Linked DNA regions of Homo sapiens: region 2 is linked to region 1. Evidence: chromatin contacts called from ENCODE Hi-C data. All regions are on one chromosome and are shown on one strand. The core of a region is the stretch at or near the end of the contact, and the rest is flanking DNA. Distances in the headings are between cores, read along the strand shown. Region 1 holds the start of COL23A1 (collagen type XXIII alpha 1 chain). Region 2 holds the start of NHP2 (NHP2 ribonucleoprotein).

Region 1 (3,342 bases), core at 343-2,842:
TCCATCTTAATTCAGCCGCCCCAATTCCCTGATTAATCTTGTGGGCCACCTTAAATTGGGCAGTCTGGGAAGATCTTTTAGAAGCAGTGAGGTTGAGGACCTTGACCTGGAGGATGAGGAGGGGCTTGCCGTTTAACGATCTGAGAGCAGGAATGCAGGTAGTGAGGTGGTAGGCAAGGGCAGAGGCCCAGGGGCCAGTGAGCTTGGCTTTTTCAATACACAGAAGCTTCAGGAACATGGCAAACAATACATGCAGTAACATTAACATAGGTAGGTGGTGTGCAGTTTATGTGCCTGTAAGAAATGTAGTGCTGACTTGTAAGAGGGTGTTGGCCTCTTTTCAGAATGAGGCCAACTTTTCATTCTATTGGGCATACACCAGACTTTAGCACAGAGCCAAGTCTATCAACCATAACCCCCGGCCATCTCAGGGGTTCCCCTCTGAATTAAGGGAAGGAGATGGAACATGTTAGCCAGAGGCACTCAACAGTTCTAAAAGGTGAGTATCCACAGAAATGAGACAACCAGAAGATATCCAGAGTGAGAGGGAAGATGGATATAACGTTATTTTTCTTAAAAAAAAATGGTTGGGGGGTTACTCAAATCACAAAGATCTGAACTGCTGGTTTGTTGTTTCATTTAGGTATTACAGGAGTTAGCGAAAGAGTTACTTGGGACCCATTTAGGACATGAATATGCCTGGTAGGAATCTGAACCCAGCCTGACTTCCAGCAGTTCTTCCCTTTCCTGCCAAGACTTGTTAGTGCCACTCATTCTGTTCTCTGGACCCAGGCTGTACGCCACAGCCTTCTTGCCTCAGCCCTGTGATTTAAATTTGCAGCAGAATCGCAGTACAGGTTAAGTGTGGTGCATACTAGATCATAATTTTTGGCCAAGTTGTGCGTCTAATACAGAATTAAGTCATCAGTTGAACAAGACTTGAAGTTCATTTTCTGAATCTTTCCCATTCGTTATAGTCTCAGTTTTCTCAAAAGCCCTCTCCAGGCCAGAAACAGTCTTACCATTTTTGTTTCCCGCACCGAAGTCCGGCAGCTAAGAACTCGTGAGAAGATTCTAAGGGGCGTATTTCTGTTTGGCGCAATCTCGACCCTGCCTCTCTAAATGTGAGTGCGCAGAGGTCGCTTTCCGCCACGAAGCGGCGCTAATCCACCACCGAGGACAGACCCACTCAGTTTTTTGCAGGATTTGAAGTTTTGAACTTTTACAAGTGTCAGAAAGGTAATTCACAAGTTTAGAGGAATGTGCTAAGGCACGAGTGGTGGGTGCTCCAGCCAGGGGTGGGCTGCAGAAGGGGCGCGGTGTCGCCGGGCTCCCCTCCGACCTCTGGGGTCCACAGTGCGGGCTTGGGCTGGGGAAGCCTCAGAGGTGCGTGCGGGGGCGGGTGCCGGCGCCCGGGCTAGGTGAGGGCAGAGGTGCGCGCTGCGCGTGGGATCAGCCCGGCGCCGACGGGTGGCTCCGAGGAGCTCGCTCCTTCCTCGCCCCCGCCCCCTCGCCGCGCGGGGCCAGCCCGGCCGCTCCTCCCCTGGGTGGGTCCCTGCTCCTTTTCTGGCAGGGTCTATTTGCATAGAGGAAACTGCCCAAAGTGGCCGCTGTGGAGGAGCTGGCTGCGGCGAAGGGGGCGTGCGCGGCGATCCGCTGCTACCCGGAGGCTAACCCCCGCGCCCGGCGGACCTCGTGCCTCGGGCTGTCCCGCCTGCTCCTCTCGCACCCAGCCTCTGCCCCAGCAGCACCGCCCCCTCGGAGAGTCCACGCGCGACGAACGCGCCATGGGCCCAGGCGAGCGCGCCGGTGGCGGCGGCGACGCGGGGAAGGGCAATGCGGCGGGCGGCGGCGGCGGAGGGCGCTCGGCGACGACGGCCGGGTCCCGGGCGGTGAGCGCGCTGTGCCTGCTGCTCTCCGTGGGCTCGGCGGCTGCCTGCCTGCTGCTGGGTGTCCAGGCGGCCGCGCTGCAGGGCCGGGTGGCGGCGCTCGAGGAGGAGCGGGAGCTGCTGCGGCGCGCGGGGCCGCCAGGCGCCCTGGACGCCTGGGCCGAGCCGCACCTGGAGCGCCTGCTGCGGGAGGTGAGCGTCTTGGCGCGTGGCTGGGGCGGACTTGGGTGTGTCGGGTTGAGGGTGGCGGTACGCTGGGAGCCGGGGGCAGCGTGCAGGTCTCTGGGAGGAGGGTCGCCCGCCGGCTGCGTGCGCTCGGGGCCGTCCCAGAGATGGGCACGTCTGCGCCAAGGCGGAGGCAGGGGGTGCCGGCCCCAAGGGGTTTTGCGGTCTCCGCTCCGGCCTCAGGGTCCCGTGCCAGGCAGGCGGCCGCGAGAAAGGGGAAGGAGAGACCAGGGACTTTGGAGTAACAGACCTAGGGTCAGTCTCCACGGGGTGTGCGCTCGGACACGCCGCTTCCCGCCGGCGGCCAGAGTCGGGGATAAAGATGAGGCTCGTGGGAAGTATCTGGTGACTGTGACCAGTAGCACCTACTGTTCCTAACCAACGCTGGTACACCTGGAGAGGCGGTGGTCACGGCGGAGGAAAGCCTCAGACAGGCCCGAGGGCTGGGCCCCGCTGTGCTCCAGTGTGTCTCCAGCAGCTCAGGCCCCAAGACTGAGCGGTCACCGTCGCACTGAGGCCTCGGGGATGGGGGTGGGGGCGCCCACATGACTTGGTAAGATGAGAGGAAGGAGAAACAATCGGGGGTGGAGGACCTGGATTCTGGTTTCAGGCGGTGCCATCTGGGGTGTGGGCTCGCAGGACATCCGGAGTTTCCCGTCCCTTACCTGGGAATCGCGACTTCCACAGCTTACTTGAAAGCTCATATGAGGCTCTGTGACACTTCTAAGGGTTAAGATTGCTGCTGTGTGTCTTCAAAGAAAGAGCCACCTTTGGGTCCTCCAAGCCCTCACCCAGCATGTTGGTCAAAGCCTCCGCCTTTTGTGTGCGGCATGTGCGGCAGTTCCCCTCCCCACGAAACTGGACAGGCCCTGGTGGGCTGGCCAGAGCCTCCCCTGCCGAGCCTTCCTCCTTCTCCTGGGATAGATGGCTGCTCCAGACCCCAAGGTCGCTGTCCAAGGGCGCATCCTCAATTGCTGTGTGAAAACAGGCAGGGTTTCAAGGTGGAGGAGAGGGAGCACTGGCCTGTACACCCCCAATTCCCTAGACTGCCCAGCTGGGATCTTTATTAACGTATCCAGCTGTGTTTCCAATGTTGAGTTCCTTTGGATTCCAAAGGAAAGTGGGAGAAGATGACTTGCGTACCACACCTCCTTGTTCACCCCACCTGTTTCTTAGTCACTTTAATTTAAGCTAGGATCACATCTCTTCTAGCTGGGTTCTGGGTAAA
Region 2 (3,342 bases), core at 245-2,744, 440 kb after region 1:
GTTCAGAGTTACAAGGTTTTTGTTGTTGTTGTTTTGTTTTAGAGACAAGATTTTCCTGGGTGGCCCAGACTGGAGTGCAGTGGCTATTCACAGGTGCAGTCATGGCTCACTGAAGCCTCTAACTTCTGGGCTCAAGCGAGCCCCCTCTCAGCCTCCCGGGTAGCTGGAACCACAGGCACGAGTCACCACACCCGGGAAAGGCCAATTTTTAAGTTGGTTTAACTGACCTGTGTTCCCACCCACAACTACCGGAACACTTCTAAGTTTCTACTTACTGGCCTGTTCCAGCAACACAAAAATGGCAGGCCTGCCACATCAGGATCAAAGGTAATTAGTATTACAAATTAGTAATTTGCAGCGATTATCTAATTAATATCCATCCAGAGTTCCAAAATATAGTGGAAGAGGCTAATCAGAGATACCAAGATCCACTGGATCTCGGCCTGCCACCGCCCCCCACGCCCTGGCAGCTCTGTCCCTTTACCTTCTACAGACCCGTCCAAAGGGTAGCTCCTCATAGCTCTCACCCTGCACGGCAGGGAGCTCAGTCCCCAAAGCCTTCCCTCCGCTGTTCCCGGCTTCGCTGGAGCCGTCCTTCCCTCAGCCCCGGCTGGCTTCTCGGCTAGGCCCTCTGCATGTGTAGCGTCAGGCAATGGTAAGAACTGCGGGAAAATAGCGGGTGAAGGGATGCTGGTTTGGAGAGAGAGGGGACGGCAATTTTAGATAAAATCACCAGGGAAACCTCTCCCATGGGAAACACTGAAACGGAACCCTGCGGGATGAGAGTGAGCCACACGCTATCTGTGGAAAAGCGGTGCAGACGCAGGTCAGTGGGGTCATCCCTTGCTCTGTATCTTTCACACCTGCGCAGCCGGGTCCAGGGGTCAGAAAACAAAGAAAAATTATGCAAGAAAGGAGGCAGCCTTAGGCCGGGCGCGGTGGCTCACGCCTGTAATCCCAGCACTTTGGGAGGCCGAGGCGGGCGGATCGCCTGAGGTCAGGAGTTCAAGACCAGCCTGACCAACATGGAGAACCCCTGTCTCTAGTAAAAATACAAAATTATCTGGGCGTGGTGGCGCATGCCTGCAATCCCAGCTACTCGGGAGGCTGAAGTAGGAGAATCGCTTGAACCCGGGAGGCGGAGGTTGCAGTGAGTCGAGATTGCGCCACTGTACCCCAGCCTGGGCAATAAGAGCGAAACTCTGCCTCAAAAAAGAAAAAAAACGAGGCAGCCTTTCCAGCACCCAGAGCCCCGCCCTCTCCGGCCCCGATTCCCAGGGCTCCGCCCCTTGCCTCACATTCCCTCCGCTCCGCCCTAATCGGTTCCGCCCAGTCCCTTGGTCCGGGGATGGCCCCGCCTTAAGGACCATGACTCCGCCCCTCTCCGCTCTCCGTAGTTACGAAGCTGGGCGTCAACGATTGGGCTGAGTCGGAGACTTCCTTTCCTGATTGGCCGTGTTGTACGGCGGCTTCTCGCGCAGCTGATGACCTGGAAGTGATGCCTAAAGCTGTGGACCGCGTGGGCTCGCCTCCCTGGGACTAGGTTTCAGCGGCCGCTGCGATGACCAAAATAAAGGCAGATCCCGACGGGCCCGAGGCTCAGGCGGAGGCGTGTTCCGGGGAGCGCACCTACCAGGAGCTGCTGGTCAACCAGAACCCCATCGCGCAGCCCCTGGCTTCTCGCCGCCTCACGCGGAAGCTCTACAAATGCATCAAGAAAGGTGAGGCGGACGGCGGCGTGGCCGGGATGGGTGCGCGGGTGGGATGGGTGCGCGGGTGGCTGAGCGAGGCCCCCGACCGACTCTTCTGTCGTTGCAGCGGTGAAGCAGAAGCAGATTCGGCGCGGGGTGAAAGAGGTTCAGAAATTTGTCAACAAAGGAGAAAAAGGGTAAGAACCTTCCTTCCTCTGGATTTTGCATTTCTAAACGTTAACGGAGAAATCTCTACTTAGTAGGCGCGCAGTAAAAAGGTTAACTCTGACCTAGCCCCATATACAGAAGCCAATCAAGCAGTCGGTAAAGTCCCTTTGGTACAATACCGGTACGACAATACCGGTACACCACGTATACCAGCTCAAAGTGAATTCCAAAGTGAAGCGAATTGTGTAAGCAAAGTCCCTTAGAGTAAACCCACCTTCATTAATTCAGGGACCCTCCTCCCCGGGCTCCGCTCCTTGCCTCAGATTACCTCCGGCCCCCGCCCTAATCCTCTCAGCCCTGAATCTCAGTCCTAGGGATGACCCCTCTCCGGCTCTGTATTTAAGGAACTGAACGTTAACGTTTTTGTTTGTTTTTGAGATGGGTCTAGCTCTCACCCAGGTTGGAGTGCGGTGGTGCGATCACAGCTCGCTGCAGCCTCGTCCCCCTGGGCTCAAGCGATCCTCCCACCTCAGCCTCCCGAATAGCTGAGACCACCGGCTTGCGCCACGCCTGGCTGTTGTTATTGTTGTTTTGCAGAGACAGAGGAGTCTCGCCATGTTGCCCGGGCTGGTCTTGAACTCCTGGGCTCAAGGAATCCTCCTGCCTCAGCCTCCCGAAGCGTTGGGATTACAGGCATGAGCCACCGCGCCTGGCAGCCTTAACAATTGAATGTACTCTTTTTCAGGCACTGTGTTATGGGGGAAACAGTGACATTCATTCATCAGATAATGACACACACACAACTAATTACACGTTGTGATAGATAGCCATGAAGGAAAATAACAGAGTGCAATGATAACTTCATCACCCCACTTTTCTTAATGGCATTTATCAAAGTTTGAACCTTGTTTACATTTTTCTTCCCTTTATCACCCTCTCAGGCCAGATGGTAAGCTCCTTCAGAACAGGGCCTCCTTGCTTTATCCCAAGAAGTGAAACTGTAGGTGCTCAAGAGATCAATAATGTTGGGCAGACTTGATGCTCAACGGCATCTAACCTAGCTGGGGAGGGCGCATCTGGGGAAGTTTCCCTCAGCAGTCACATTTGAGCTGAGGTCTTAAGACACAGGGATTAATTGGGGGGTGGGTGGGAGGATTCTGCCAGAAGAAAGAGTGGGCCTCTGGGCAGGAGAGGGTCTGGTGAGCAGAAGTGCTACCTTCTTAGGGGGCCTTGTAGGACACAGTAAATTTAGTTTTTATACTCAGCACTTTGGAGGCTATTAGGGGTTAAAGCCAGGAAGTGACATAATTTTTATTATTTTTTACACCCTAAGATTTTTCTGACAATTGAAGAAAGGATTAGAGAGGTACGAGTAGGTTTGGGAAAGTTCAGGTAGTAGACTACTGTAGTCCTGGAGAGGTGATGGTGGAGACAGAGTTAAAGGGGACAGATTTGAAAGGACTTTCAGATGTGGAGAATGGGG

Evidence for each region. Hi-C counts contacts between places; a loop is a spot of excess contacts on that map. Pooled maps may share reads with other maps.
Region 2: a loop to region 1 is called in a pooled map, with 5 times the contacts of the local background. The contact joins the promoter of NHP2 here to the promoter of COL23A1 in region 1. A Hi-C loop is called at or near these places in 5 of 50 pooled maps.

The regions. Positions count from the first base shown.
Region 1 is chr5:178,588,643-178,591,984 of GRCh38, reverse strand. It overlaps COL23A1 (collagen type XXIII alpha 1 chain), which reads left to right and starts at 1,592. Exons shown (of 29, transcript NM_173465.4): 1 at 1,592-2,081. The coding sequence starts at 1,788. RefSeq lists a silencer at 1,391-1,590 and an enhancer at 2,246-3,146.
Region 2 is chr5:178,152,037-178,155,378 of GRCh38, reverse strand. It overlaps NHP2 (NHP2 ribonucleoprotein), which reads left to right and starts at 1,494. Exons shown (of 4, transcript NM_017838.4): 1 at 1,494-1,721; 2 at 1,819-1,888. The coding sequence starts at 1,562.